Linked DNA regions of Homo sapiens: regions 2, 3, 4 and 5 are each linked to region 1. A link is an interaction called in ENCODE POLR2A ChIA-PET data of the cell type or tissue named here. Cell type or tissue: GM12878. All regions are shown on one strand. Region 1 overlaps RAPGEF1 (Rap guanine nucleotide exchange factor 1). Region 2 overlaps RAPGEF1 (Rap guanine nucleotide exchange factor 1). Region 3 overlaps RAPGEF1 (Rap guanine nucleotide exchange factor 1). Region 4 overlaps RAPGEF1 (Rap guanine nucleotide exchange factor 1). Region 5 overlaps RAPGEF1 (Rap guanine nucleotide exchange factor 1).

What was found. Peaks named below come from ENCODE experiments on the same cell type or tissue, not always from the same donor. Only the 100,000 strongest peaks of a DNase experiment are listed, where the experiment ranks them.
Region 2: POLR2A ChIA-PET joins it to region 1 with 12 read pairs; 20 of 35 experiments call an interaction of 5 or more read pairs at or near these places.
Region 3: POLR2A ChIA-PET joins it to region 1 with 13 read pairs; 10 of 35 experiments call an interaction of 5 or more read pairs at or near these places.
Region 4: POLR2A ChIA-PET joins it to region 1 with 30 read pairs; 17 of 35 experiments call an interaction of 5 or more read pairs at or near these places.
Region 5: POLR2A ChIA-PET joins it to region 1 with 54 read pairs; 13 of 35 experiments call an interaction of 5 or more read pairs at or near these places.

The regions. Positions count from the first base shown.
Region 1 is chr9:131,620,149-131,624,148 of GRCh38, reverse strand. It overlaps RAPGEF1 (Rap guanine nucleotide exchange factor 1), which reads left to right. Exons shown (of 27, transcript NM_001377935.1): 11 at 2,151-2,353. Among named protein-coding and RNA genes, the nearest start is that of PRRT1B, 77 kb to the right of the region's middle. RefSeq lists an enhancer at 2,628-2,697. In GM12878, a CTCF peak has its summit at 2,073; DNase peaks (open chromatin) are centred at 1,488, 2,088 and 2,448; H3K4me3 peaks cover 1,661 bases; H3K27ac peaks cover 3,143 bases.
Region 2 is chr9:131,725,742-131,729,741 of GRCh38, reverse strand. All of the region lies in intron 1 of RAPGEF1 (Rap guanine nucleotide exchange factor 1), which reads left to right. Among named protein-coding and RNA genes, the nearest start is that of RAPGEF1, 12 kb to the left of the region's middle. RefSeq lists enhancers at 35-414, 685-794. In GM12878, no CTCF peak of the experiment used is centred here; DNase peaks (open chromatin) are centred at 151, 533, 1,421 and 1,711; H3K4me3 peaks cover 3,637 bases; H3K27ac peaks cover 3,924 bases.
Region 3 is chr9:131,708,059-131,712,058 of GRCh38, reverse strand. All of the region lies in intron 1 of RAPGEF1 (Rap guanine nucleotide exchange factor 1), which reads left to right. Among named protein-coding and RNA genes, the nearest start is that of RAPGEF1, 30 kb to the left of the region's middle. RefSeq lists enhancers at 1,849-1,948, 1,858-2,639. In GM12878, no CTCF peak of the experiment used is centred here; a DNase peak (open chromatin) is centred at 1,888; H3K4me3 peaks cover 2,073 bases; H3K27ac peaks cover 2,982 bases.
Region 4 is chr9:131,731,475-131,735,474 of GRCh38, reverse strand. All of the region lies in intron 1 of RAPGEF1 (Rap guanine nucleotide exchange factor 1), which reads left to right. Among named protein-coding and RNA genes, the nearest start is that of RAPGEF1, 6.6 kb to the left of the region's middle. RefSeq lists an enhancer at 250-379 and silencers at 1,599-1,893, 2,270-2,319. In GM12878, a CTCF peak has its summit at 3,364; DNase peaks (open chromatin) are centred at 1,030 and 2,353; H3K4me3 peaks cover 3,903 bases; H3K27ac peaks cover 4,000 bases.
Region 5 is chr9:131,676,367-131,680,366 of GRCh38, reverse strand. All of the region lies in intron 1 of RAPGEF1 (Rap guanine nucleotide exchange factor 1), which reads left to right. Among named protein-coding and RNA genes, the nearest start is that of RAPGEF1, 62 kb to the left of the region's middle. RefSeq lists enhancers at 1,446-1,525, 1,866-1,915. In GM12878, no CTCF peak of the experiment used is centred here; DNase peaks (open chromatin) are centred at 1,646, 2,676 and 3,486; H3K4me3 peaks cover 3,111 bases; H3K27ac peaks cover 3,870 bases.

The sequences.
Region 1 (4,000 bases):
CCTGGCCTGAGTTGTACAAGCCTGTTACACTTCCTCCCAAGCCGAGGAGGAAGAGATTCAGCCCTCCTTCCTTGAGATCCCATCCAGTTTACAGTATTGACCCCTGTGCAGGGGTTGGTCTTCTCCGTACCCTGTGAAAGAGCCCCAAACTTAGGCACCCTGAGCCTCATCCTTGTCCCCAGTCTGCTGTTCACTCCCCGAGGGGACCCTCAGGTGACCTTGTGGAAAATGCCTCAAAATTGCTTTGAGGGAAAGAAGGAAAGAATCATCACCCTGGCCGCGTGGCTAACGCTGGCCTGAGTTCATGCACGCTCAGTCCCAATGTCACGACGTGTCCTCATCATTTGGGATGCACTGACATCGTGAGGGTCCCCAGCCCCTCTTGCCCGGAGCAGCCCCATGAGTCCCTTGTGCCAGACGAGCCTTGTGATCACTGTCCGGCACCTGAAATCCCCACAGTCCCAGGCCCTGAGCACTGGCGGCTGAACCTTCCCAGCAATGCTGGCTGTGTTAGGAGCAAGGCCTCTAAAATCAGCCTCTGGGCTGCTTTTGAAATGGACTGGGTCCTCCTCATTTCTAGAAGGCTGGGAGCATCACTGCTGTTCTGTGCTTGGCTAGCAGGTGTCTACAAGGACTTCAACATCAAGAGTTCAGAAAGACCTCCTGAAGAGATCACAGTTTTACAGAAAAGTCAGGCAGAGATGGTTGTGTTTAATCTTTTTCTTTTTTCCATAGCTCACTGCAACCTTGAACTCCTGGGTTCAAGGGATCCCCCCACCTCAGCCTCTTGAATAGCTGGGACCATAGGCACATACCACCATTGCTAATTTTTTTCTTTTCTTTTTTCTTTTTAGAGACGGGGGTCTCACTATGTTGCCCAGGCTGGTGTTGAACTAGCCTCAAGTGACCCTCCTCCCTCAGCCTCCCAAAGCACTGGGATTGTAGGCATGAGCCAGTGCGCCCGGTCATATTTAGTCTTTTTAGGGAGCAGTTTGTGGGTGCTTGGGATCACCTTCCTAGGCTTGCCTCTTCGTCTGGAGCCTGGTGACATTGGTTGTGCAGCATTAAAGAGGAAGTGTGGGGCTGGGCTTGGTGGCTCACACCTGTAATCCCAGCACTTTGGGAGGACGAGCCAGGTGGATTACCTGAGTTCAGGAGTTCAAGACCAGCCAGACCAACATGGCAAAACCCCATCTCTACTAAAAATACAAAAATTAGCTGGACACGGTGGTGCATGCCTATAATCCCAGCTACTCAGTAGACTGAGGCAGGAGGATCGCTTGAACCCATGAGGTGGAGGTTGCAGTGAGCCGAGATTGCACCACTACACTCCAGCCTGGGCAACAAGAGCGAAACTCTGTCTCAAAAAAAAAAAAAGGAAGTGTGAGACAAGCTCAAGGGGCTGTGAGCTGCCCTTTCAGTAGCAGCAGCTGACCTCAGAGGGGAACCATTTCTTCCTGTGCATCTTTTACAACCAAGTTCTGCTCGGTGCTTGTTGGAGCTAGTAAGAAATTCTTACATATTCTTTTAAATAAAGAAGGTGACTTTGAACACTTTCCTTCAGTGACACTCCTGGAGAGAGAGCATTTCCTCTATACCTGGACCCCCAGTGTGGCTCAGGGAAGAAATAAACTCCCTACCTCTGTGACTGTCTTCCTCAGCTCAGTGTCTGGCCTTCCTTGATTTGTTGACTAGTTGGGGTTTGCAGAGAAGCCTCTGGCTTTGTGCTTATTTGAAGATACAAAATTTAGCACTGCAGAGCCACCACTTTTTCTTGGCATCTGAATCTCAGCTCCACCTGGCAGCTGCTCGTGGCACTTGCGACATGCCTCGAGGGGAAAGTGCCTGCTCAGGAGGTAGCTGAGACTTGCCATCCCTGCACCCGCCATGTGCCCTCGCTTGAGTCCCCAGTTCACATTAGGGTTCCCCATTGGTGTTGCGCGTCTGCCGGTCTGGACGTGTCTCCTCCGTTAGCGCATCAGACAGAGTGTGATTTCATTGCCCGAAAAGTCCTCCGTGCTCCGTCTGTTCGTCCCTCTCTGAGGTGCTTTCAGTGGAAAGCCCCCTAGCTGCTGTGGGAAGAATGGGGGGAGGGGTTCCCTGATGTGGCCTCCCCCGGCCTCGCTGCAGCTTTCTCCCTTGTTTCACAGTGCTGGCCTACATGCAGTTGCTGGAGGACTACTCGGAGCCGCAGCCCTCTATGTTCTACCAGACGCCACAGAACGAGCACATCTACCAGCAGAAGAACAAGCTCCTCATGGAGGTATACGGCTTCAGCGACTCCTTCAGTGGGGTGGACTCCGTGCAGGAGCTGGCCCCGCCGCCCGCCCTACCCCCCAAGCAGCGGCAGCTGGTGAGTGACACCTTCCCTTGTGACTAGAACTTCCGATCCTAGCAGGTCTCTAGGAACCAGAATGACCCTCCTTGGGGGCAGGGTTAACCCTCCTCCCTGCTGTGGCAGGGCCCTGGTTTTGGGCGTGGAAGGCACCATCTCCCACACAGATGCTTTTACTTCCTCCTTAGATGCTCACCAGCAGCCCAGCGCCCACTCCACCACCTCCCCACCCTGGGGTGCAGGGACCTTTCTTTTCCACAGCAGCCCCGCGCAGCAGGGACAGGCTTGTACTCAGGGTGTTTGCTCTCTCTGCTGACAGTCTCTTGTATTTTTTTCTTTCTTCTTTGGCTTCAACATAGACCTCCCAGAAAGGAGGGACTCAATCAAAGCACAGGACATGGTCTGTGCACAGCCATCTGTGGACTTGATTGGCATAATGGGCCTAACTGTGTAGAGTGACTTACAACCCAGCCTTGGCCGGGGAGGGCCCAAGGAAAACAAGTGCCATTGAAGTGGAGGATGGCTTTAAACAGAGCCACTCTGTTTCAGACATGGCACCTTCCTCTTCTAGAAAACACTCGTGTGCTAAGGACTCCTGTGCATGTAAGGAAGCACGGGCCAGCACAGAAGGCAAGCTGTTCCACCGTGGGCACCCCATGAGGCTCTGGAACTGCCCAGGCACTGGGAGGGTGAGCAGATCGGGGGTACCTGTGGCATCCCTCCAAACTTTCTCCCTTTGCTGCCAGTTAATGAACATGGAGGGCCCTAGTCAGGTTTGAAGATCTGAGCCTCTTGTCCAGCCATGCTCCCCAGGAAGAGGAAGCTCCCCAGCAGGGAGCTCCAGGCTTGTTCAGAGCTGCCTGGGCTGCTGCTCTCGTGTGCTGGCCAGTCTGGTGGCTTCTACCAGGAGGCGACTGGTGTGCACTGGGCCATCTTTTATCCATTGCGAGAGGACATGAGGGGCCATCTGATTCTTCTGGGAGGCAGCTGCAGACTGGAGGACAAATGTCCCTGGATTACTCCGTATAATCAATCACCTGGGGCTCAGCCCAGTCCCAGGAGTTCCTGAGCCTTCCTATACTCAGTGGGCTGTGGCTAACCAAGCAAGCTGTTTTGTTTCCACTCAAAAACCACACTCAGCCACTTCAGAGGTGGCCATGTCCAGTAGAGGAAAGGCCAAGCTTGGAGTTGGGAGTCCTGAATTCCAGTCCTGCCACTTGTTAGCCGTGTCGCACGTGCCATTTTCAGAGTCTCAGATCCTCACCTGCCCTGCCCGTCCCACAGACACAATTGAGAATGTGAATCTCAATTGCTCTGAAGATGTTTCAAAAAGGGTCCCACCATGGAAACATAAATGCCTCATTTAGAGACCCCTTGCCTAAAATGTTTGGTTAGAACTGTTGCCGAGAGCCAGGAGTGGTGGTGGCACATGCCTATATTCCCAGCTACTTGGGAGGCTGAGGTGGAGGATCACTTGATCCCAGGAGTTCAAGACCAGCCTGGACAACATAGTGAGACCCTGTCTAAAAAAAAAAAAAAGCCATTGCTGAGCCAGATTTATTGAAAATATTTTCGGCCCATTTGCCATCCTTGGGCATCTTCTCCATACTGTGGAGTCCACAGGCTTCTGAATATTTGGGGAGACACCCCTAGGGAGCACGTGGA
Region 2 (4,000 bases), 110 kb before region 1:
GGTATTGTGCCCATTTGACAGTTGAGGAAAGGGAGGCAGCAAGAGGGAAGTGACTCGCCAGGGGTGGGTTGTGTATTGCTGAGAACTGGAGTTTCACTTCTCTCCCCTTCCTGGGGTCTAGGGCTGACTTGCCGGCACCACCACTGCCTTGGGTTGGAATGTACTCTGGGGTTCCCCCGGGGCTTTCCAGCCTCTCTGTAGGACTGTTAAGGTGGCACCACATCTGCCTACAGATTTATGAAGAAGCCCCTGGTTTCTCCATTATTGAAGTGGCTTAAAAAGTACATTTGCTGAAAATATTGCATGAGAATCTGCTTTGGAGAAACCTTTCACAGATGGCACAACGGTAGGAAGTGGCCCTTACGAGTTAAAGTAGTTCCACCCACCCACCCACCCAACACTGGCTGTCACTGAGTGTCAAGCAGCCTGCCAGGGGAGGAGAGGGTACTGAGAGGGCTGAGGCGTCAGTGCCCTTGGGGAACTGACAGTCAGCCACCACCTGCGTTGTGTACAGGAGACTTTTGATCTTGGCTCTCACACCCTCATCCGTGTTAGAGGCAGCATGAGCCTGAGCTGAGAGGTGGGAGACCTGCCTCATGGCCCCTGGGCCTGCACTGATGCACTGGATCAGTGCCCCTCCCCAACCCTGTCTTTCCATCTGTGCAGTGAGCCAGTACAGAACAGTGTCTGAGAGCATGTGCTTCAGGTCCTCTAGCTGTGGCTTTAGATACCAGCCCTCCTGTGTCATTGTTGTGGGATCTTGGGCATGTCACTCTGTCTTGTCTAACTCTCAGTTTTTCCTTATCTGTAAAATGGGGAAAATCCTAACAGTACCTACCTTATGGTATTGAGGGAGAATTAAACGAGATGATGTACATAAGCATTTAATCAGAGTCTGGACACATAAGAAGTGCTCGATAAATCTTAGCTTTTGTTCTTACTTCAGGTCGCCTTCTACTCTAAAGTGACCATTTCTTTAAAAATGGTAATCTGGTAACTAAAATTCAAACCTCAGCACTCACAGAGAAGGGGAGGTCCCTGACTATTGAGGTATTTCCTTTTAGGCTGGTTTGTTCTTTCTCTTTCTCTCTCTAAGAAAGCTGAAGTCCAGGGAGTAGGTTTTTACAATTAAGTAATAAACTTTTGAAGTGATCACTCGTAGGAAGAGTAGAGGGCAATTCATTTCAGCTACACATATCCCAGTGCATGCAGGCAGACCAGGAGGCCCTGATTTTAATTTGAGTCTGTCTGGAAGGAATGGGCCTGTGCTTGCAGGCTGTGGTATATGTCAGAGCCACAGCAGGGCTGATACACCAACAGGTATATTTTTTGCCCTGTCTCAAGGGACACCTCCCCAGTTTCTCCTTGCGGGGTGACTTTCGGGGATTAATTAAATCATCTTCGTTCAGCTCTGGAGGTGAAATGATCACAGAGTGTTGCATTTGTGACAGTTAAAAACCACAAGACATTCAAGGTCCTCGTGTACAAAGTAACTTACAAGTTGCATTGAGCACTGCAAGAAGGGGGATTTCATACCCTTTATTTTTCTTTCTTGATTAACTTTCACAGTAAAGATAAATTCAGAAATGCTGTTTTGGTGTTCTGAGTCTTCCTTAACCCCTGCTCCACTGGGAATTTCGGGTATGTGAAAGTAAATGTGTGTAGTCTCCTTGCAAATTTGTCAGTGCAGCTAGCATGAAGCACAGTGCTATTTGCAGAGAGACCAAAGCCCAGTCAACCCTTTTCACTTTCTGTAATCATTTGGTCCTGGAGCTACAGAACCTCTCAATTAGCATAACCACACTAATTTGTGCTTCTGCCTCAGCTTGTCAAGAGTGCCTTGCAAATATTAATTCTCTGAGCTCATCAGAAGACCAAAGGCATAGATCAAAAGCATGCTTTTCTGCATGATCTGTCCTTGTTTTTTTTCTGTTCATGAGGAGCTTTCTCTATTAATTACCCTAAATATGCAAGGTTGTAGAATGAAGCTTTTATATTTGACAAGTAAGAATTGGGCTAGGGACCTGGATTACAGGGACTCGGGCTAGGGACTGCCTGTGCTGCAGGGGTGCGGAGTTCCCTGGCCTCAGCTTGGCAGGAGAAATGCACGTACTGCTGAGGAAATTCTGTAGGCTAAAGTCATGGGGAGCGTGTGAGTCATGATCACCAGAAATGCCTGGACCTGTGGCATCTTTGGGTGATGAAGAGGGAACCAGCTTAGCACTGCCACAGACACACCATGTCCTCTGGGGCAAGCCAGGATTCCTTCCTGGGCCTCTGAACCCCACTCTATAATTGGAGGGCCTTGAACTGGAACAGAGGTTCCTGAGCTTTTTAAGATCATAGGTCTCCCAGGAGTCTGATGGAAACTCTGTGGACCTTGTCCCCAGGGAGAAAGATTCATTATGTGTGGACATGTTTCTGCCAAGCCGTAAATTCCCACTACTATATGATAAGTGAGAATTCGCAAATACCCGGGGTCTTGGAAAGATCAAATAGAATTTTTGTTGTCTGAAACAATCAGGACTTAGTTCAGTCAGGTCTGAGCCCTAGTAACAGTAATTATGCATTCCCAGAATTTGGTAAGGATTTTGTGAAATGGGGCTTGTAAGCTGCTGGGTGGAATACCTGCATGGATAAAAGGGGGAACCTTCCCCTTATGGGTGAGGTTTAAAAAAAAATTATGTATAGTAAAATTGATGTTTTGGGGATATACAGTTGTATTTTTTGTTTTTCATTTGTGATGGGGTCACACTGTCACCCAGGCTAGAGTGCAGTGGTACCATCGTGGCTCACAGCAGCCTCGACCTCCTGAGCTCAAGGAGTCTTTCAATTTCAGCCTCTTGAGTAGCTGGGACTACAGGTGCGTACCACCACACCCTTTTCATTTAAAAAAATTTTTTTTGTAGAGACAGGTTTCCCTATGTTTGCCAGGCTAGTGGGGTATAAAGTTTTGTGCGTTTTAACACGTGTAGATTTGCATAACCACTACCACATTCAGAATACAGGCCAATTCCATCACCCTGAGTGAAAAAGCCTTCTTGCCGCCCCTTTGCAGTCATACCCTTCTCCCACCCTGGCAGCATGGATCTGCTTCCTTTCTTTTTTTTTTTCTTGAGACAGAGTCTCGCTCTGTCCCCCAGGCTGGAGTGCAGCAGTGCCGTCTCAGCTCACTGCAACCTCTGCCTCCTGGGCTCAGGTGATTCTCCTGCTTCAGCCTCCCAAGTAGCTGGGATTATAGGCATCCACCACCGCGTCCGGCTAATTTTTGTATTTTTAGTAGAGACGGGTTTCACCACATTGGCCAGGATGGTCTCGAATGCATGGCCTCAAGTGATCTGCCCGCCTCAGCCTCCCAAAGTGGTGAGATTACAGGTGTGAGCCACTGTGCCCGGCCAGCATTGATCTGTTTTTTATCTATACCTATAGATTTGCATTTTCCAGAATACCGTGTAAGTACAACCATAAAGTGTGTAATCGGCCTTTTACTCTGTACTGACTTTGAGACTCGTCAAGTTGTCCTTTTTATCACTGGTTCATTCCTTTTTATTGCTGAGTAGTATTCTATTGCATTGACATAATAACTGCTTATCTGCGTGAGAATTTGACCTTGGCTGACTATCTGTCTGTTTGCTAGAAATAGACAAAGATGGCACAGGACCAACAAAAAACAACCCAATTTTGGCCGGGTGCAGTGGCTCACACCTGTAATCCCAGCACTTTGGGAGGCTGAGGCGGGTGAATCACGAGGTCAGGAGATTGAGACCATCCTGGCTAACATGGTGAAACCCCGTCTCTACTAAAAAATACAAAAAATTAGCTGGGCATGGTGGCACGCGCCTGTAGTCCCAGCTACTCGGGAGGCTGAGGCAGGAGAATGGCATGAACCTGGGAGGTGGAGCTTGCAGTGAGCCGAGATCACGCCACTGCACTCCAGCCTGGGTGACAGAGCAAGACTCCGTCTCAAAAAAAAAAAAAAAACACAACCCAATTTTTAAAT
Region 3 (4,000 bases), 88 kb before region 1:
AGGCCGTGATTTTGCAAAAATGATCTCTGTATTGGTAGATCAATTATGAGGCCTTAAGATCTTGTAGAGATTTGGATTTTGGTTTTTGTCTGTTTTGCATAAATTGGAAAGATTATTTCCCCTTCCTTCAGAAAGGAAGGGCCTGGTTTAACACAGTGGCCCACTGCGCCCAGAAACTTAACAGAGCATTAAGTGCCTCTTAAACTTGGTCTCTCTGGTTCTGTGGGTCTTTTTTGGAATGTTGTCCCAAATATTACTCCGGTTCTATACTTGCTCCCATTTTGTACCATCCAACTCTGTAAAATAAATTTACTTTGGTGCTTTTGACTAAATTGACCGAAGCCAGATATCTGCCACCTAAGCTAATGTATTTTCCGTCTACAATTATAAAAGTGATGAAGGGCTGGGCGTGGTGGCTCACGCCTGTAATCCCAGCACTTTGGGAGGCCGAGGCGGGCGGATCACTTGAGGTGAGGAGTTTGAGACCAGCCTGGCCAACGTGGCAGATCCCCCATCTCGACTAAAAATACACAAATTAGCTGGGTGTGGTGGCGCACACCTGTAATCCAGCTATTCAGGAGGCTGAGGCAAGAGAATCACTTGAGCTTAGGAAGCAGAGGTTGCAGTGAGCTGAGATTGCACCACTGCACTCCTGCCTGGGTGACAGAGTGAGACTCTGTCTCAAAAAAAAAAAAAAGGTGATAATAGGCACAGTGCAGTGGCTCACACCTGTAATCCCAGGACTTTGGGAGGCTGAGGCAGGAGGTTCACTTGAGACCAGGAGTTTGAGACCAGCCTGAGCAACATAGGGAGACCCTGTCTCTACAAAAAAATTTAAAAATTAGCCAGGCGAGGTGGCATGCACCTGTAGTCCTAGCTTCTTTGGAGGCTGAGGGAGGAGGATTGCTTGGGCCAGGGAGGTTGAGGTTGCAGTGAGCCATGATTGCACCACTGCACGCCAGCCTGGGTGACACAGCAAGACCCTGACTCCAAAAAAAAAAAAAAAGTTAAATATTCACCAGGGACCTCCTGAGTGTCAGGCAGCATGCTACGTACTTCACAAATGTTCTCTTTTGTTTGATTCTTATTACAGCTGAGGAGGTGAGACTGGAATTATGCCCAGTTAACAGATAAGGAAACTGAGGCTGCTGTGCTCAACTGGCAAAGCCAAGGGGAAGAGCTAGTATTTGCACCCAGGCTGGAGTGCAGTGGTGTGATCTCGGCTTACTGCAGCCTCCACCTCCCAGGTTCAAGTGATTCTCCTGCCTCAGCCTCCCAAGTAGCTGGGATTACAGCTTCGTCCCACCACGCCCGGCTAATTTTTGTATTGTTAGTAGCGACAGGGTTTCACCATGTTGGCCAGTCTGGTTTTGAACTCCTGGCCTGAAGTGATCCACACACCTCAGCCTCCCAGAGTGCTGGGATTACAGGCGTGAGCCACCTCGCCCGGCTCAGAGCCTGCATTCTTACCCATATTATGCTGTGGGGATTCTTTAGGGGCTTTTATAACCTCAAACTCTGGGACTGAAATAAATGAAATCTTTTCATCCACCTCGACATTGTCTTCCTTTTTACCAAGAATATGTGATTGATTTCATTCCCTTCTTTTCTTCTAGAAAACCCTTTGTTCAGAATTTAGGTAGCGTAGCACTTTCTCCAGCAAAATTGTTCCCAAAGTGCAGTGGGAGTTTGGAGCTTGGGGTTATAAATTCTTAGCTGTATTTGTCCCCAAGGTGTTTTCTTCTTTGGAGACTGAGGTGTAGCAGTGTTTTGATGTTTTGTTTCGTTTTGTGTTTCCCTTGGAAACACAGCATTAGTGAAATCAGCTTGTTTTCTCTGACAGTACTTGTTACGTGGTGCACACTGGTCTGAGCGTGGGACTCTGAAATAGAAGGCGTGGCATAAGGGTCTGTATGAAAATGTTTCTCCTGGCATGCCCCAGAATGGTTCATTTATGACTTTCAGCATTTTGATCACCTGATTCCCCATTTCTCCTGCGGAGAAAAGTGGTATTAAAAGTATTTGGACATAAAATTCATCTTGCAAGCCGCTGTTGTGCTGATGAGTAATAAAGTGTCAAAAGGATGCTGAGGAAAGAGCTTCTTAATATAGACCATGCCTGAGAGGCACCGGTAGGGCGATAACAAGCCCTTTCTTCTGATTTCCTCCCTGGGGCCAAAGGGATTTTGAAAGGCAGAAGGCAAAGACTTGAGAATGAGATTCCTCAGGCTTCCCTTGTGAGGCTGCCTGGGTTCTGCCGCTGGGTGGTTTGGGATGTCCAAGAGATATCCCCTTTCAGCCAGTGACTCGGTCCTCAGTTGCTGCTCCGGAAAGACGCTGGGGCTGGGAAGGGCCCTGTGTCCTCTGGCTTTAAAATGGGCAATGCTATTGAAAAACAGAAGCCCTTGAAACGAAGTCATCTGTACCCCTGGAAACAAGGTAAGAAAGCCCTGGGCTTCCTTTCCAGGAAGAAGCAAGGAGGCAGTTTTCTCTGAGAGACTGGCCCAGCAGCAGAGCTGAAGTGCCTGGGGAATCACCTTCCAGAGCAGAAAGCACAGGTAGTCCAACATGATTTCAAGAAAATTCACAATTCTCCTGAGGAATAAGATGATTCCTCTCTCAATATGATGGCTTGGTTTGGCTGAGAGTTTAGTTCAGCTCGAGATGTTTCATTTGGTGCAGTATGTGTCTGTTGAAAATTTTTATTTTTTTTGAAATGGAGTCTCGTTCTGTCGCCCAGGCTGGAATGCAGTGGCATGATCTCAGCTCGCTGCAACCTCCGCCTCCCAGGTTCAAGCAATTCTCTGCCTCAGCCTCCTGAGTTGCTAGGATTACAGGCACCCGCCACCACGCCCAGCTGATTTTTGTATTTTTAGTACAGATGGAGTTTCACCATCTTGGCCAGGCTGGTCTTGAACTCCTGACCTCATGACCCACCTGTCTCAGCTTCCCAAAGTGCTGGGATTATAGGTGTGAGCCACCGCGCCTGGCTGAACATTTTTACTTTTTTAGAAATGTTCCAAGTCAGCCAGGCACAGGGGCTCACGCCTGTAATCCCAGCACTTTGGGAGGCCAAGGTAGGCGGATCACTTGAGGTCAAGAGTTCGAGTCCAGCCTGGCCAACCTGGCGAAACCCCGTCTCTACTAATAATACAAAAATTAGCCAGGCCTGGTGGTGGGCACCTGTATTTCCAGCTACAGGCATAAGGCTGAGACAGGAGAATCGCTTAAACCCAGAATGTGGAGGTTACAGTAGCCGAGATTGCGCCACTGCACTCCAGCCTGGGTGACAGAGTGAAACTGTCTCAAAAAAAAAAGAAAGAAAGAAAAAGAAATATCCCAGGTCAAAGCTTTGATATCTAGGAGTTTGAGGCTTTTGTGATATTTTTTGATTTAGATAATGTTATTAACAGCTTTTAAATATATAGCACTTCCAAAAGTTCCAAAGTACTTTCAAGGTACTTTCTGTAAAATCTTTCATTTATCCATCCTGGACACCCAGGAAGTGGGACAACAGCCTCTCTTAACACCTACTCTGTCTCTCTAGGGCTTGGGGTCATGTCAGCTTGAGGAGGAGGAAGTTGGCAGGGCCACAGAGCAGTGCAGTGGTACATTTGGAGCTCAAGGACCTTTAATAGTGTCTCAGTGCAGGACAGTCTGTTGACGCACTCAGCGGCCTTTTATCACAGTTATTGACCCAGGAGACCGGCCGGCTGGCAGGCATGCCAGAGATGACATATGCGAGACTTCACCAGGTCTTTGCCTCCTCTTGCCAGAAGAAGTTGCGGTAGCATTTGATCAGTAGCAAGACAGTTTTTTCACAACTGCATATATGGGTGTGTTTATGAAAAGAAAACAAATAACTGGAAGAAAATGCATGGAAATATTAAGAGCAGTTGCTGTTTGTCAAATCATAGATCATTTTCTCTTAAAAAGAAAGTAGGTGGGATGCTAATTTACTGTCAGGTTCCAGCCCTTCTGACTTTCTGTGAGTCATTCT
Region 4 (4,000 bases), 110 kb before region 1:
GGCATCCTCTGTGTGTCACAGGGTGAGCAGGAAGGTGGCAAGAGATCAGACTTGCAGTGGGGAGGGATGGTCAGGAAACTCCTGTGCTCCTGTGACAAAATGGGACTTAAGGTGAGAGGCGGAGGATGGGTCCACTTAGCTGGGCACAGGCAGTGGGGTAGGGGACCAGTCTCCTGGGGTGGGAGCAGACCAAGGCCTCCTCAGCTGAAGGGAAGAAGGTCCTTGGACTGCATGTGTCAGTTTCAGTCACTCATTCCTTTCTTCCCTCCTTCAGTGGCTTCACTCATCGCCTGCCTCACGGAGCAACCTCCTGAGGGCCTGGAGTTGTTCTTGTTCTTGGGACACAGCAAAGATCCCGGCCTCCTGGGCCATACCTTCTAACTGGGCTGGCCATAAGTTAAGCAGTTTTGTATGTATGTTTTTAAAGTCCCTTTCCTTCCTCTCTGTGCTCCCAGCGAACCACAGGCTGGCTGGGAGTTTCATCATTTACCAGACCCTCCTGCCAGCGCTGTAGCTCCTGTCACCTTGGAGCAGTTCACTGGGCCTGCTAAAGTGGCCACAGGCTTGCCCAGCACGCTGCCTGAAGATGGAATAAATAGGTGTCTCACGCTCAGTGTGCTACGGTTTCAAATGTGTGAAGATGCTTTTATTGTAAATCGAAAAGAAATTTATAATGACTGCATTTCATGGTCACATTTTTGTCATGATATATTTTCTCAGAACAGATACTAAGAGTACAGGCCCTATGATGTAGGGCTACTCATTTTTGTGGCCTGAGAAAGAGGTCCTCTTAGATTGGCAGTCATTGTATTTCGATCAATTTTAAACTCGTCAAATTTGTACTTCCTTTTTCCTCCATAGTTAGGAATTTTTGTCGTCAAAGTATACTCAGTCAAGCAATGAGACATTTTGATGGCACCTGCTCTGCCTCCTTTCACTCACCCGTTTTAACACTTACTGAGTGCCTCCTTGTTGGCAAACACCAAGTGATGCCTCGTGGCAGGGAGCCAGCAGGAACCTGTCCCTGGAGGCCACAGTCCAGGGGTAGAATCAGAACGATCTTGAACATCTCTGCAATTTCCTGTGGTTTTCAGAATGCATTTATAGACTACCTCATTTCATTTCATCCTCACAACAGCCCAGGGGGTGAGGGCAGGGCGGAGTATCCCTCTTTTGCCCCTCAGGGCAGCTAAGGCCCAGGGAAATTTGGTTGTTTGCCCAAGGTCATGCCCTGGAGAAGTGGAATGGGGAACCGGCCCCCTTTCTTGCCTTTATAGAGCACTGGTTAGAGCCTCCCTGGTTGCTGGGGACACAGCTTTCCATCTTAATTCTTCAGGCTTCTCAATCTCTTTTCTGATCTTTGAAAAAAAAGATCTACCAATGAAATTAAGGGAGGCTCACTACAGTCTTTAGACTGCGTCTGATACTCGTAATACTAGTCACATTAACAGTGCTGTAGAGAGATAAGAAATAGCACTAATGCCAGCTAAGTGTGTTTTTAGAAAAATCAACCACAGCAACCCCAAATGTTTCCTGGTCTCCAGAGCAGCTGTTGGCAGAGGCGGTTTGAATGGGATTCCTTGTAGCCAAGAGACCTTATAGGAGGTCTGTAGAGATGAGTCATGTGTGAGCTTGCAGAAAAATGTCTCCCAAAGTAGCCCGGATTGGAGATTGCCTTGAGTGCCAGGCTGGGTCTTACCTCAGGCCAGCTGAGCGTGTTCCCCATGGCCAGGATAAGATCACGCTCTGGAAAGAGGAGAGGCCTGACAACCCACCGCCTGCCCCACCCCGCGGCCGCCTCGCCGCCGGGACAGGTGTTCCTCTGACTCGTCACCCGTCTTGCCCCAAAGGCTGTTTTATGAGTAAATAAATAAAACCCACCGTTTGTGAATTATTAAGGGATCTGTCATCCAGCAGGCCAGTCATCTTAGTTTCTGGTCATCTGTTTGAGAACATCTTAGTTGTGTCCTTGGGTGATTCTTACCCTTTCCTGGGGCTTATTTTCCCCATCAGTGCCAGGAAGGAGTGGGACTCAAAAGGAGCGCTCCTCTGTTTGTGTTTTTAAGCTGTAGCCACTGCCCCCGCCAACCCCGCACCACCCCCCCCCCCGCCCCCGCCCCGGCTTTTTTAAATTTTAAGTTCTGGAATACATGTGCTGAACGTTCAGGTTTGTTACATAGGTATACATGTGCCGTGGCGGTTTGCTGCACCTATCAACCCGTCATCTAGGTTTGAAGCCCCGCATGCGTGACTGCAGGCCCTTTTTTATACATAAGAAGGCCATTAGGTAACCACTAATGGGGAAGCCTCTTTGAATGCAGTCCTTCCTGCTTAGCTGTGGCCGAGGCTCCTCCTTGGACCCTCCACCCCAAACACAATGTGAAAACCCACTTCCTCGATGCTCTCACAGCTGCCTCTACCAAAATCAACTTCCTCTGGGCTCTTTGTGCCTTCTCTTCCTCTAACATATAGTAAATTCCATGGAAATGCCCCAGATCAATGCTTGAGTAGAATGATGTTTCACTCATTCAAAATCAAAGCCCCAGTTTCCTTTCTGCAAGTTAAAAAATCAACAAGTGAAATGTTAAACAGATGATTAGCTCCGTGAGGGAGTGTGTCTACCACTGCGGTGCCATTACGGTGCCTTGAACGCAATAGGTGCTCAGTAAATACTTACTAAAAGAATGAGTGAATTTAGTTAATATTATCATAGAATGAATTTTAGTTTCTGGTTCCAAGTCTCAAATTATCTTTAGACGTAGCTTATTGTGGTTTCAAATTGCCAATTAGGATGTTTCTTGGTACATTAGTAGGACCAATATCTGATCAGTGGTGTGCAGTTAGTTGGGGGTTCTGTGTTTTCCTGTAGTCCTCTGAACACTAATGATGAGGTTAGGATCAAATTCCCAGAACACCACTGGGAGAACGCCAGGACACCGTGAAGGCTGAGCCGCCACTCGGTTCTGATGCCGCATCCATTGGTCAGTGCACGTTCTTTGAGCTTCCACTTGAGTGCACGTTCTTTGAGCTTCCACTTGAGTGCATGTTCTTTGAGCTTCCACTTGTAGTGACTGCCTGGTTCTTTGGGATGTGCAGGAGCAAAGCGCTCTTAGGTAATGCTCGTTCTGCCCTGTGTTTACAAACCAAGGCCTGTGCCAGCTCTACTCAGCCTGACACCCATAATGAGCACCATCCCAGGAATCCCTGTCCCTACTTGTTATTTTTTTTTTTTTCAGTTGGCCTTTGAATGTGATTTAGGACTGGCTTCCTGCAGCATTACTCTCTTTTCCCAGGATGACTGTGCAGCGTGTGCTGTCTAGGGCTGGGGTGCAGGCTGTTGGTGTGCCTCTGGCACCCCCTTCCTTCTTTGTCAAGAGGCATGGGCAGTATTTTCTTGCTACTTCCCCCTCCTCTGTGAGCTAAGGTACAGGGGGGGAGGTTCATCTGAATTTATTAGAAATCTGCTGTCTGCTGGTCACAATTCCTTTCTCCCACTTTCTTCTCCCAGGCTGTAGTTTGAAAGACAGGTGACAATTCTCTGAACCCAAGTCCCACCCTGCAGTCTGGACTGCTGCTTCCCGGAACACCACGACTCCTGTAACAGCTTAGACTTCTGTCCCCACAGTCCCTTAGCAGCAGCTTTCTCTTTGCTTTTCACTGGCTTGCCCAAACCACACAGTGACTTTACTGCATATTAAGTTTTGTGATCAGGCGATTCTGCAGTGCTTTTAAAGCGTAGAAATGGAGCACTGAGCACAGGATGCTGTGTGGTTTGCCCAGGGCTGGGTTCAGAGGGGCGGATTTCAGGCATTTGCTCTATAGCTTTTAAAATTTGTGCCACTGATGTGGACCTGACAGATGCGATTCCCAGCCACACACTGTATTGTTAAAAACGGAGCAGGAGTGTGACACTGACAGTAACTGAGAGAAGGAAGGACATGGAATGAGAAGAGAGGACAGCTGACATCCAGTGGAATGTGACCGTGTTAAATAGCCACTT
Region 5 (4,000 bases), 56 kb before region 1:
TCCTCCTTCAATTGCAGTGGACAGGCTGATGAAAAAAGAGCAGAGCCAGGCTTAATAATGTGGATGAGGCACTTCTGCCAATGGAAAGCTAAAATGATGTCGTGATTCAGTAGAAAAAAGTGGTAAGACAATGAGTTGTCATTGTGACACACAGTTAAGCATATTGAACCCCAATATAACTAACTCTCTACACTGGATTCACATTGGAACTGACTGTGCAGTCTCAAGAAGACATTGTCCTTATTGTCCATCAGTGTGCACTGTTAATCAAAATTTGGGGATGGGAGTTTTAGTTGCGTTTAGTTATAAATGTGCTTTGATTTTATAGTTGTAAAGGAGCTAGATGCGTATGGCAGACAGACTTTAAGGTGACCCCTAGGATTCTTGCCTCCTGGAGTTGACGCCTTTGTCTCATTGTCTCACCTGGAGTTGGATGTGGCCTGTGACTCGCTTCCCACTTCTAACTCCTCTTGCCAGCTGACTCCCTCTGGGGCCATTCTTCCTGGCTAGCTTTGAGGAAGAGGCCCCTGTGGCAGGGAGCTGAAGGTGGCCTCCTGCCTATATCCAACAAGAAGCTGGGGACCTTAGTCCTACAGCTCCAAGGAAATCAGTTCTTTTGCCCACACCCCGAGTGGGCAACTTGAATGAAGACCCTTCCCTGGCGGAGTCCCCGCTGCGTAGTACCCTCATTGCAGCCTTTCAGGGACCCAGCTAAACTGTGCGTGGACCCGGACCCCTGACCCACAGAAGCTGGTAGAGGATAAATGTGTGTTGGAAGCCACTAAGTTTGTGTACTTCATTATGCGGCAATACGAAACATTTCAGGACTTACACAAGTTGTTACTGGTACTTATTTAATGTTATAAAAATCTGAGCCAAGTCAGATCACTTTAGGATGGGAACATCTGAATCACAGCCTTGGTGAGCTTCTAATCCACCGTTCCCTTTTTCTTCCCATCAGGCAAAGGCAAAAGTGGCTCCTGAGGTCCTTTTTGTAGCACTGACAGGTTTCCTTGGTCATAGTGGAAGAGAGGGGCATCCCACATCATTTGGCCCAGTGTTCTTTTATGGAAGGACACATGGAGGACAGGGGCTGGCCCCTTAGGCTTGTCTTCCCTGAGGTCAGCTGCAGCTTCCAAGGAGGTAGCATCTTGAGACATTTATAATCTATCCTTTGTACAGCTGCTTGTGGCCCCCCCCTTGTCACATAATGAGTTCGCAGTTGGGATTTCCTCGTGTGAGTTTCCAGCACCCTAGGGCCATATTTGTCCTAGGATTCTCCTCATCATTTCCCCCCACCCCCAGTCACTGCTGCCTCTTAGCCTTTGCTTCTCCGGGCTGAGGAATTCCTGCATTTTTAATCTGTCCTGCTCCTGCTGGCCTGTTTTGTCTAGCTACTGCCCTTCAAAACCATATCCAGTTTCACTCATAAAAAGCAGGGGGAAATGGTCAAACCAAACCCTCCAGCCTCCCCTGTGTAGTCCTGGCTCTTGTTTGATTGTTGGTTCTCTGAAGAAAGGTGCTCTGAGGAGGAAGAGGGCTGCCTGTGCCCCCGGCACCCCCCATCATGGAGGCTGGCCTCCTGGTGTGTTGTTTGATTGGGTGTCCTTTTGCACCCCTGAGGTCCTGCTAGTACCTGCAGTGCTGACAGTCCCTGTGGGCACGGGTGTGTGTCAGGCCTTAGTCATCAGCACTTAACCGCTCTGAGCTGCAAACATTGGGCCTCAGAGCTCAGTGTTGATGTGATCACCGTCTCACTTCTGCCAAAAATAGATGGGGAGGAACATATTTCTGTTAAGCTCTTGAGGGTTACAGCTGGATTAAGTTAGAGCTCCTGAAAACAGCACACTGGCTTATACTAGTGGTTTAGATTCTCTAAGAAATGTGTATTGATATAAAGTTATCAGACTATTGATTTTTTGTAGAGTGAAAATATTAAATTGTTATTTGAAGAACATCATAGATCTTGTAAAAGCAAAGTTGAAGACCAGATTCAAAGTTACTTTACATTCTTCTTGAAATTCCTTCTAGAATGTTGTGCTAGGAAAAGTCCCTCTTCTGTTGAGTTTATTTACTTTCTTTTAATGGACAAAACCTATCTTATTTACCTTTTTACCTTTGCCACTAGGAAACTTAGAACCAAACGAATACAACTCAGTTGCAGTAAATCTTGAGTTCTAAGCTTCTGACTCTGTTTGCTTTTAAAGTGTCTCATTTGCTGTGTGCTTAGTGTTTTCTAAATAAATACCTACCATTAGGGGAGGAATTGCTTTGTAACTTTGCACATTAGCTCCGTGGTTTGCGTTGACCTCGATTCTAAGCAGAAACAGCTGTGAGTATGTTCTATTAATTATTAGGTGAGTTGTTTTAACTAGTGCAGACAAGAGCTTGTTGACCTGTGCTCTGGGTGAGAACTCTGATTTCTGCTTCTACTCAAAAGGGTCAAATCCCATGATGTAGTTTTGACTTAGGAGAATTTAGTTCTGGCCTGGAGTGAATCTTTGTGGGATTGATGCAGACCAAGACTCGTGTTAAGGCCGAGCTCTGCAGCAGCTGGCCGCTTGTTTGTCTTCTGAGCCTGTTTCATTTGCCTTCCCTGGTCTGCTTGAGCAGAGGAGAGAGGAAGAAAAGCTGTTGGCAGATGTTTTTAGTAAGACCCTTAAGCGTAAGGGAGGAAGCTAATTTTAGTCCTGTTTTTAATATTATGGTAGTTTGGTTGCGTCTTTCCTCTTAGGGTAGAGCATTTTAGCTTTTGTTTTTGCTTTTGCATTTCCTGTGTATATATCCTGAAGCAAAATGGACTGCTAAAAATGTCACTTGGTGTTTGTTATTTTGTGCCTAGAATAACATTCAAGACCCGTGAGCACTGTGAGTCACTAAAATAGTTTTAGGAGAAAGGAATGTTGTCTGTGTTACTCTTTTCTATATTTCCTTCTAGAAATTTTCCAGTTGATTCCTGTGCTTATGTTAATTGGACATCCATAATCTCTTTCTTTTATCATCAGCAATACAGTAACATTGTATTTGTTAGCACATTGCATCTCTACTTGCATGCAGAGCTCTTTAATTTTAAAAGTACAGTAAGTTTTGGAAGAAGATCATGGCTAAAGAGGCAAGTTGCTGGAAAATACAGTTGTGCTGCTTACTCAGTGAACAACCAGCCAACAAGCTGCGTGCACGTTTATTGTGATGAGAACTTAAACACAAAGCAGACGTGTAAGTTCCCCTGGTGTCCCCAGTTCCTAGCACATAGTAGAAACTTTGTAAATATTTGTTTGGGGTAAATGAAGTCAGTAGCACTACAGATAGGAGGCCGTAAGGAAGGATGGTTTCTAAAACAATAAAAAGGGACATCAGCTAGGCCAGTGGTCTTCCAACTTACTGTGTATCAGAATCACCTGGAGAGCTTGTTAAAACAGATTGCTGGGCCTACCCCCAGAGTGTCTGCTTCTGTAGGTGTGGCATGGGCCCAAGAATTTGCATTTCTAAGAAGTCTCTTGGTGAAGCTGCCGTCGTTGTTGGTTCAGGACCACACTTTGAGAACCGCTGACTAGGCTAATGCCTGTGGATGAGAAAAGAGGCTTAGAGAAATTATGTTTTGCCTAATTGACAAAACCAATTAGTGGCTGAAACAACACAGAAGGCCAGGTTTGTCCTCTCACTTCCTAACTTGAGGACAGAGAAATATATTCTGATGTCCCTAACTGGCAGTCTGCTATGATAGTGACCACATGCCCATTTCTTTCTTGGGATTTCGTCCCAGCCTGACAACCTTGGAACAGAACAAGAGGACAGGAGGTGTCGTTCCAGGTATGTGTTAGCTGCACCAGCCACTCTTTGTGGCATCTGCTACCCATCAAAGGACGTGGTTGGGCTGGGAGCCAAGTTAAGTTTTCTCATTGTTTGGCAGTTGTGTCCCCAGATTTTCTTGCCCATCTTGGAGATCTTAGCACAGCCGGGGTGCTTGGGGCTCAGCTGCCTTGAAGGGGACTCAGTCCCC